Regions from separate parts of the Homo sapiens genome. Here region 2 is linked to region 1. A link is a contact called in ENCODE Hi-C data. All regions are on one chromosome and are shown on one strand. The core of a region is the stretch at or near the end of the contact, and the rest is flanking DNA. Distances in the headings are between cores, read along the strand shown.

Evidence for each region. Hi-C counts contacts between places; a loop is a spot of excess contacts on that map. Pooled maps may share reads with other maps.
Region 2: a loop to region 1 is called in a map of Calu3, with 3 times the contacts of the local background. The contact joins two enhancer-like sites. A Hi-C loop is called at or near these places in 4 of 168 maps with a recorded cell type or tissue (Calu3, astrocyte of the cerebellum, endothelial cell of hepatic sinusoid and 1 more) and 1 of 50 pooled maps.

Annotation. Positions count from the first base shown.
Region 1 is chr11:34,789,640-34,794,975 of GRCh38, reverse strand. All of the region lies in intron 6 of LOC102723568 (a long non-coding RNA gene), which reads right to left. Among named protein-coding and RNA genes, the nearest start is that of APIP, 120 kb to the left of the region's middle. Within about 2 kb of position 2,100, at least 4 of the 41 ENCODE cell types and tissues checked have a DNase peak (open chromatin) inside an H3K27ac peak, as active enhancers do.
Region 2 is chr11:34,853,207-34,858,542 of GRCh38, reverse strand. The region is part of intron 6 of LOC102723568 (a long non-coding RNA gene); the gene reads right to left. It overlaps LOC105376624 (a long non-coding RNA gene), which reads left to right. Exons shown (of 2, transcript XR_931185.2): 2 at 1,901-3,122. Among named protein-coding and RNA genes, the nearest start is that of APIP, 61 kb to the left of the region's middle. Within about 2 kb of position 2,907, at least 5 of the 41 ENCODE cell types and tissues checked have a DNase peak (open chromatin) inside an H3K27ac peak, as active enhancers do.

The DNA of each region.
Region 1 (5,336 bases), core at 851-3,350:
TGAACATTTATGTACAGCCTTTACATGGACCTAGGTTTTCATTTCTATTTGATACATCCTACATGCAAAATTGCTGAGTCACCACATTAGTTTTTGTCTGGATGGCTACAGTAATCTAGCTGCCATTTCTGCCATCTGATATCGGCCCACAAGTCTGGGCATCACACCATCTTCCTTTTCCCAAAGCAAAACTCTATCCATATCAAAGATCGACTTAAGAAGTTCTAGTGGTCCCTCCTTGTCTTCAGAGTAAAGTTAAGATTGTCTGGCCTGGCATTTATAACCCCTGCAACCCAACTTCAACTTTCTTTCCCCATATTGATTTCCTGCTTCTCTCTCGATATTCTGTGGAAGCTGGGGACATGGTCTCTGATCCTAGGCTCTTATAGGAACATTGTCTAAAAGGCATCATTTTACTTGACCCCGTAACACATGGTAGTGCCTAGCGCACAAGGGGACCCACACCATCTGTTGACTGGGCTAGTCAATGCTCCTCAGCCCCAGGGGTGTGGAGCTCACAGCTCTCAATGCAGAAACAGAGAAATGCCTGTAATGTCCCTGTGGCTCTCACTGCATCTTTCGAGAAGGGAGGCAATTAAACCAGGCAAGATCTCTCCAGACAGTAAGACTCTGTGATTCTGTGAATTTTACTAAATCCTCTGTGTCCAGAAATTCCATCTGGCTCATACCACTGATGTACCAATGGGAGAGTCTGAGTGGAATAATAAAAATAACACAGGAACGAAAGTCAGTGGTCCCAAGTTCTAGTCTCACTTCTACCATTTACTGTGTATTCTTGGATAGGTTCATCCTCTTAGCCTCCACTGCCTCCACTGGGAAACTGGGAATGCAAGTAAGGGGTGACCTTGATGATCAGTAAAATCAAACCTAAAATCACCCGATGGGACTGGATTTCCCAACATATTAAACTAGATCTGCCATTTCATTTTGTTGTTGTTGGCAGGTCTCTTTTCCCTTTTATGTTCTCTCTGTGAATTCAGTGCTGCCTAAGTACAACCCAAGCATTACTCCTTGTCCCCAAATCATCAGTGGTAGCAGCCAAAGCACAGTTAAAACACTAACTGCCAGCAGGACCTCACTCAATGGTGGTAAGAGTTGGTATCTCACAACATGTTTGCCTAAAGTAGAGACATCTGCTTGAGAGTACACCACTGCTACAGGACACTCTACAAGTTGGAGAATATCCACATAGCACAGAATGATTACACCATTGGCAAGAATCAGGCTGCACTGTTTCATAAAGAAAATAAAATGACCCCATTTCAGACACTTAATTTTTCTTTGCCTCTATTTGCTCAACTACAAAACGGGAATAATGAAATATCAATCCTGCAGGCTTTCCTAAAAAGAATAGATAAAAGAACAGATGTAGAATGCTTAGAAGTATATCTGACACACAGGAAAACTCGGTAAATATTAGATAATTATCATTATCATTAATGCTAATATCCACATCTTAGGGGACACAGAGGACTTGGAGAATGTGGACTCCACACTATAATTTGCAAGGCTTCAAGGTGCTTGGCATGTTCACCAAATGATTTCATTTCCTTATCCTTAGAAACATGTTCAAAATGGAAGCAGTGTCTCTAAGCGTCAGTAGCCTTTGTTCTCTGTTTTCTTGGAAATTGAATTTTTAAACTAGAAAGCTCATCTCTTTGAATCTGCAGTCCCTTAGTTCTCATCCCTGGATGTCCTCTATGGGTGACAGCAGAATTGACAGTGGGCTCCTTGTACCTTCTTGGGAAGAAGAGGAGTGAACGTCATACTCTTGGGAGGACAGAAGCCGAATGCTCCTGTGAGTGCCCTTCATGATAAGTGAAGAAAGGAGCAAAGAAAAGAAGAGAATGGCAGCAAACAAAAGCAAGAATTGTTCAAGAAATGAACCCTTTTCAGGAGCCTTCAAAGCCACTCTTTCACAAAGCCTGGCAGGGAGACAGTAACGAGCCTGGGTGAAAGCCAAGCATGGACTTAATTTATTATTGCCAAACTGTTTGTTGCCTTTATTTGCCAAGACTTACTAATTGAACTTTTGTTGATCTGGCTGCCCCTCTGGAGAATTGGAGCTATTGTTACCTGCTCTGTGAGTCCCGTGGAATGTGCCAAAAAATTGACCCCAGTTGCAGCTCATTTCCCTTCCTGGTTCAGGCTGCTTTTTCTTTCATGAATGTTTTTGTTTTGCTTTTCAGGTTCCAACCCAGAGTAGGTGTTTACACTGAATTAGTATGAATTTCACTGACCCAAAGGAAAGATTCCTGTTGAGAGGCCAGAGAGGACCCCCAAAAGGCCTATATGGAGACCCCCTTCCTAGACCTTCCCTTCATGCCCCAGCAAGTGGTACCCACACTCAGCTTCTACTACTTAGGGAAGGGAAACTCTAGACAATTGATTCTCAAACGTTTGTCCCAGGAGCGGCATCCGAATCACCTGAGAATTTGTTAAAAATGCAAATTCCTGTGCCCTACTCCATGGCTCCCAAACCAGCAACCTGTGTCTTAAAAAGCCTTCTAAGTGATTCTGATGTACACTGAAGCTTGAAACCAGTGCCTTAAGCCAGGGTTTCTCAATCTTGGCCCTACTAACACGTTGAGCTGGATGATTCTTTGTAATGGGGGCAGTCCTGTGCATTGTAGGAGGTTTAGCAGTATCCCTGACTTTTATCCACTAGAGGCAGTAGTCCCCCACCCCCACCCCTACCCCAACATGATATCTGAAAATGTCTCTGGTCATTGCCAGAGGTCCTGGAGTGAAGGAGGTAAATTCAGCCCTGGTTGAGATAATAGACAAACTGCTTGTTGTTTCTCCGGGCTCTGGGCTTTTGCTCTCTCTGTGCCATAATGGCAAAAAACTGCCACACGGTCTGTGTGGCTCCTTAGCATGAAATAATAGGCACAAGAAGTGGTAACCACAAGGCAGCTTCCTAAAAACAGATGGAGTTTTTTAACATTGATAAATCTTTCTTTTGTATCCAGCCCCAAGCAAGCACACATTACTTTCATTTTAAGAGCAAGTTCTCTTTCTCAGATTGCTTGGTATATTCAAAACAAAACAGAAAGCCTTTGGAGTTTGGCCTCCTCCCATCTGCCTATATGTTTGCTACCCCCAGGGCAGAAGAGACAGAGGGACTAAGTTCAGAGGTTCATATACCTATGTAGTGCAGACTGATGTGAATGCTGCATCTGCTGATCTTCCCTCTCACCATCAAAGTAGAAGATTTTCTTGTGCATTTCAGGACAAGTGTGTCCCAGTGCTCATTCTAAAGGGTTTCCAACTCTGGGTTCTTAGTGTTGGTGCATTTGCATTTGAAGGGTACCCAAACCAGAAAGTTTGCTATTAGACTTCATTCCCACCACTATCATTTCAGGGTTTTGACAATGCTTCCACTTCAGGAAGCTGGACTTGGCAGAAATCAGCCAAACCTAAACTCAAGTGTTCATATAAACACCAGCTGAAGATCACAACTCATTTGTTAATTTAGTTGGAATCTATTGAGCACCTACTATGTACTAGCACTACGCCAGATGCCCAGGATATACATAGAGAAGCATACAGCCTCAGCCTTCGGCGAGCTTGTTGTGAGATAAAGGTAGAAGCCATTTCAAACAGAATGCAGTCTTTGATATAACAGGGAACCATAGAGCAACATGGAAATATGCTTCACTGTTGAAGCTTCAGTGTCTGGCTCATAGTAGAAGCTTAATATATATTTGTTGAAAGAATGTTAGAGGGGACCTGTCCTACACAAACTGAAAAGATTAAAAAAAGAGTCTTGCCAAAGAAAGTAGTACTTAGGTTTCCAAAGAAAAAGCAAGAGTTGGCCATGCAGAGAATGGAAAGGTAATTTCAGATAGAGACAGTAGCAGGTGCAAGGACGATGGCATGGGAATATGCATGATAGCTTAGGGTGGACTTCAAGGTCTGAAAGAATTGTCTGAGGAAGTGACTTCCTGGTTGTCTATTGCTGTATAACAAACTACCCCAAAACAACCATTTAGTTTTGTTTGTAATTTTGTGGGTAAGTAATGCAGAAATGCTCAGCTGGATGGTTCATCTCTCGTTTACTTGGCATTACCTACGGCCACTGGGGCTGAAGATTCACTTTCAAGATTTTTTTTCACTGACATTTCTGGTGCCTTGGTGTTTCTTGGCTTCCCTTCCTCTCTACATATTTCATTATCTCATTATCCAGGGCTCCTCCATGTGGCTTCTCATGACATGGCAGTCTCAGGGTAGCTAGTTTCCCCCAGAGTAAATAATCTTAGAGTGAGTATTTCAAGAAGCCCAGGTAAAAGCTACAAAGCCAGTGGGGCACGGTGGCTCATGCCTGTAATCCCAGCACTTTGGGAGGCTGAGGTGGGCAGATCACGAGGTCAGGAGTTCAAGACCAGCCTGGCCAACATACTGAAACCCCATCTCTACTAAAAATACAAAAATTAGCCGGGTGTGGTGGCACCTGCCTGTAGTCCCAGCTACTCTGGAAGCTGAGGCAGGAGAATCGTTTGAACCCCGGAGGCAGAGGTTGCAGTGAGCCAAGACCACGCCATTGCACTCCAGTCTGGGTGACAGAGTGACACTCGATCTCAAAAAAAAAAAAAAAAAAAAAAAAAAAGCTAGGAAGCCTTTTGTAACCTAGCTTTGGAAGTTCCAGAACATACTCCTGCATTCTTATGATCAAGCAAGTCACTGCAGCCAACCCAGATCCAAGGGGAGGGGAGTAAGAGCCCTTTACCTTAGTAGGGGAATGGCTTGCCTACAGAAGGAGGGAGGAAATTTGATTGCAGCCATCTTGGAGGAAAGCTTCCTCATGTGGGTTGCAGGGGTTGAGGAACTTGAAACTAAAGAGTCAAGCCTGAAGAACTTGGAGCAGCAAGCTAAGGAGTGAGCAAGGTACCCTGAATTCTGTGAGAAGCCATGGAAGAGTTTAGCATGTGAGTGGTCTGATGGGATCCATTTTAGAATGATCTTTCTCTGCCAGCTGTGAGAATGGAGGAAGTGGGAGAAGACTACAGGCAGGGAGGTAGCCATGAAATCTCTATAGCTTGAAAGAGCAAAAGTGACTTGAGGGACTGAAGACTGGGGATGGGAGAAGGGGTGTCATAAGTGAGACTCTGAGGAGCATTCAGTTATCTGAGGGCTCTGACACCTCTCCCAACACAACCAAACCAAACATGTTCCCTTCAAAATGAGAGAAGAAAGGCCTCATTTTCCATTCCGGGAACTGGATGAGGGGTAAATGGCAGCTGGCAACTAAGCTTGCCCTCTGTGGCTTAATGGCAACACCTTCTCAGGTTTGTTCAGAGCTGCCACTGAGGAAA
Region 2 (5,336 bases), core at 1,658-4,157, 63 kb before region 1:
GCTGAACCAACAGTGACAATGATATCTTATTCTTGTTTTCATTTGCATTTCTCTTACTGTAAGTAGGCAAAGCACCTTTACTAATGTTTAAATGCCTTTTTTAAAAAAAAAAATTCTGTTTCGGTGCTTGTCTCTTGATTTGTTGGTCTTTTTCTTTAATCTTGTAATGATTTGTATTCACACTTAGTACATTAAGAAAAACGGACTGTGCTGTGCAGTACAAATATTTTATTCTAGTTTGTTGGTTGACTTGTGACTTTGTGGCATTTTCTTCCATTCATATTAAAATCGTTTTTCTGCATAGTTAAAGTGATCAATATTTTCTTTCATTGAAGGGGTAGAAGTGGAGGGGAGGCAACCAACATTTAACAGACCCAAATCAAAACTGACCAAAAGCCAAACTCCTTACAATGATCAACAAGATTAGATTTTCCTTGGTTTCCTTTCATGTCCCATCTCTATCAATCCCCTCTAAGCAAAGTAAGTTCCAGCCATATACACTATCTGCATTTCTCAAAACAAATATTGGTACATATTTGTTTTATCTATATAGACTATACCATAGGCTTTTCTTTCTACTTGGAATGCCTTTCCTTAATCCTGTACTCCAAATGTATCTGTTGGACAAATTTCTATGCATACAAAGCAATTGAAATATCACTTCCTTAGTGGAGACTTCCCTGCCTATTTCATCTGAACTGTGCCTAATTAGTTATGAAACATTTTCTGAACCCCACTAGTACTGATCATATGGTTTAGTTCATAACCTACAAACCAGCAGTATGGGCTCTGGGGCCAGGCTGGTTGGGTTCAAATTTCGCCTCTGCTACTTATTTGTTGTGTAAAGGACCCTAAGCAAATTACTCAACTTCTCTGTGTCTCAATTGTCCTCATCTGCAAAATGGGGATAATGGTAATGCCTCATAGGACTGCCTCGAGAAATAAATTCATAAGAGTGTTAAACAGCATCTGCATTGAGAATAGTGCTGACACACAGAAACTGCTTATTAAATAAATAAAAACTTGTTGAGCCCAGAAGCAGTCTGAGCAACAGATAGTCAACAGCCAGGAGGCAATTGTGCAGCAACTTATCTTCTTTCCTGCCTACCTTCTTTTCGAGATTGTGAATGTCTTGAAAGAACAGGCCAAGTATTTTGCTTTACTCAACTTCATATTCTAAGCACCCAACACATGGTAGTTTCATTGAATGAATGAATAAATAAATAAATGATTTTCCATCCAAGTATCTCACTTTAGTTGAAATATAGCATAAATACATATAATAGATTCAAGAAAGGCCTCAAAATAAAAATATACGAATGTAAGTTGTCCATAACACAAGTAAATGTGAAGTCTCTCTACATTTGGTTGCTAAAGAAATAGTCAAGGAGCCCAGTGGATTAGAATAAAGAAAAGGGAATTTCCTTTAAAAGTTTAAAGCAGAGAAAGAACATGAACTGTATAGACAATTACAGAGAGTATCCCAGGGAAGGGAAATGACCCTTACCCAGAGCACTTGAGGGTCCCTAAGTCCTAGGCAGCTCCTCCCATATCTTATGAAACATATTCAGATGTACACACATCCAATATAATTTGGGGGCAAAAAAATGTAGTTTTTTTCTAATTTGGTTTTCAAATTATTTTTGTATTAGTAATTCCTTTGATTCAAAATTGGTTATGATTTCTTAGCAATCATTGGGTACCTGTAAGACGATTCAAGTGAGAAAAACTAATCCACAAATGCTTGCACCTATAATGAGATGTTTATGAATACTTAATTTAATAATTGATGAAATTAGCCTATGTCATAATTTGCAGCTATGTCACTACACATTTAAAAATTTTGGTATCACATTGTTCAATGGAATCAAAATATTTCTTCTTTATTTTTCTCCTCCAGATCTCAAGTATTTTAACCATCTCTTGAAATGTTCTTGGGCCTCAGCCTAGGCACTATGCCTATAGAAACTAATGGATAAAGCAACCCTGCTTCTTTAAAGGCCTGGAGGCAAGTGCAATCACGTTTAATGCTGAATATGGCAAACTTATTTTCCCTGTTGAAGCCAAGTATCTGTGTGGAGGATTAGTTGGATGCATGCTTCCAAAAGAAACCAGCTGTTCTTGTAAGTAAAGGCCTGCTGAAAGAAGAAACCAACCTATTTAGCTTGGAGAATATGGGGGCACAGATTGCCTTTTCCCATCACCTGCCAGGAACACCATGCACTTATTTCATCTCAATGCAAGATACAAGATCTAGGATCCAAAACACTATTTTCTATCACAAAGCCAGTTCTCACACCTTTTTCAGATCAAATGTTCCAGCCTCTTCAGAAAAGCTTAGAAAATAGTCTTTCTTTCACTCCCCACCAGTCTTCATTGTGACATATGTTGCATATCATAACCCTTGGTACTGGATGAAAGCTCCCAATCTGAATCAAGAACAGGTAAAGGTAAACAAAAAATTGAGGCTAAAAGAATCACTTAACCTGAACCACATGGTAGGAAAAGCATGCTAGAATGGAATATCCAACCGGCTATGGACATTGTTTTTGGCAGACAAATGAATGGCCCCATTATAAAGGCATCAGGGTTGGTGTATTGTCCAACTCTAGGGGGCAACATTGAATTGTATCCTATCGTTATGGTGCTCCCTGGAGTTCTGTAAACACATAGGTCTGAGAGTGATTATCACATGCCTATCTTATCCAGGGAAATAAGGAGCAAAATGGCCCAGAAGAAGAGAAAGAACATTCTACCAAGTCACACGTAACCTACCAACAGTCCACAACTGCAATTGATTTCATGCCCAACTCTTGCTACACCTAAGATTTGCATAACTTAGTACTGGGGAGGTTTTGGGGGAAACCAGAATTCCACCTCTGAAGCCAAGCCAAATCTTCAGTGACTGGAGACTGGGAAAGCTGCCTTTTTCAAATTTAGTTTGTCTTTCCCAATAGCACTTAAAGGACAAACGTGTTCTGTTCTGCATCTTTGGAACTCACTATTCATGGTTAAGTCATTGCCTTTGAGACTTTATAAGGGCTATTGGCAGTTTAGCTTTACAGTAAATGTAGTGTAATTTACACAATAAAATGCAGTCACTTGTTTAATTACTTACCTCACCTATTGGGACTTTTTCTCATCTCTCAGGTCACAGTTTTTACTTAGGGCCATAACAATGGGGTTGACATTGGTATGAAACACTTTTGAACCCCCCAGAATGAAGACTTCTTAACTGCACCTGAAGAGTGACTCGCCAAAAACAATGAAAGGTGTTTCACAATCTGAGTGGGTGAACTTCATCTAACTGATATGTAAATAAAGGAGTGGCGGGTTAACAGCTCAATACGCAGAAGCGGCCTCTCAAGAAAGCTTGGCTACTAGAAATGAAGGGCAACTTCACTCAAATCCTGTGACACTGTGGAATTTAGGCACAGCAAGATGCTTGGGCCTGGACCAATGGAAGGACAAAAGGTTCCTTTCTCTCTCTGCAGTTCATCCATGTCCAAAGAGAGAGAACACCAGGAGGTGGGACTTCTGAGTTGATTCTAAATCTTCCTGTGTAATTCAAGGCGTGTGTGTGTATCTGTGTGTGTGTTTTCTGTTTAAAACCACCAGAGAAATATAGATAGTCCCTGAGAAGAAAAGATTAATATGGCACCTTGGCCTTGCCCTTCTGGCTCACATGAGGGGGATAGCCCAGTAGACCAGCTTGGCCCAAGGGAGCAGAACCGCCCCAGATCCAACCACACAAAGAAAACAGAGACCTTGAAAGAGGAAAAATAATATTTGTGGCTATTAATGAAATCACAATCACAATAATAATTCTAATGTCAGTAGCTAGCACTTGCCCACACTTAAACATGGAAACTCAGATTCTGGCAAATTCTGCCCACTTTCCAAGGCTTTCTGGGAGTCCCAGGTGATGTTTTATAGGCATTTGCACACAGCCCTGTTGTTTTGCACTCCAGCCTCTGTGTTGAAGTCTGATACCTGAGAGTCCCTCTATGTCCTTCATAATAATTCTGGTATCAGCCAGAGCTGTGTCTCTTGGTAGTCTCAGAGCCAGTAACTCAAAAGGAGCCAAACTGACATTTATCTTCCTACCTGGGCATCAAAGCATTCCAGATCTCATGGGGTCTGCTGTGAAAACAGCTGCTTCTGCATCTCTTTCTCTCTGGGAGGGTTTAGACAGGAGTCAAGGAGCCAGACTCATCCATTTGGGAATTGATATCTGCGACAGATGATTCTTTTCTTTTCACCTCATCCCTTTCCTTACCATTTACTCTCCCTCCACCCATTCTGTTTCACTATATCAGGTAAACCCCAATAATCTACACTTTAATGAGCCCCCTTCCTGGGGGGAGCACAGATACCACCTCTGAGAAGCAAAGATGTATTCATTAAAGGCTGTATGGCCTCGTGGCTGAAGCTGTGAAGTCAGACCTGGATCTCAATACAGGCTCTACTCCTTCATACTATCTCCTTGAGCAAGTGACATAATCTCTTTGTAGCCTGGTCTCCTTGATTACCAAATGAAGACAGTAACAGACTTAGCTCATAGGATTGTGGTTAGAATTCTACAAGATCATTCATTGATTACTTCCTTGTATAAATACCTTATTGAGGATCTGTAATGTTCCAAGTACTATTCTAGGTGTTAGGGATACAACATAGAACAAAACATACAAAATATCTGTCTTCATGGAGCTTAAGTTTCAGTTAGGGAGATAGACAATAAGCAGGAATACAATAGAATAAAATGTTGGGCGGTGATACAGTCTATAAAGCATAAATCTGATTAGGGATGGAGAGGGATGGCAGGGAAAGTATTTGAGAAAAGATAGTAAGATAGTTAGGAAAGCCCTCTTTGACAAGGTGGCATATGAGCAAAGATCTGAATGAAAAATAATTCAGCACTTTGGGAGGCCGAGGCGGGTGGATCATGAGGTCAGGAGTTCAAGACCAGCCTGACCAACATGGTGAAACCCGTCTCTACTGAAAATACAAAAATTAGCCAGGCGTGGTGGTGTGCGCCTGTAATCCCAGCTACTCATGAGGCTAAGCCAGGAGAATCGCTTGAACCCAGGAGTCAGAGGTTGCAGTGAGCCGAGATCACGCCATTGCACTCCAGCCTGGGTGACAAAGCGAGACTCCATCTCAAAAAAAAAAAAAGAAAAGGAAAGAAAAAGAAAAATACTTAGCGTATTTCAGGCATAGAATGTTTAATAAATGGGACAATATTACTTTCCAGGTTCTCATCTTCAAGATGCTCATAGCCTATGTACCTGGAAATGTGGCAGTTGCTTGACTTTATTTTAAAAAATACATCCCTA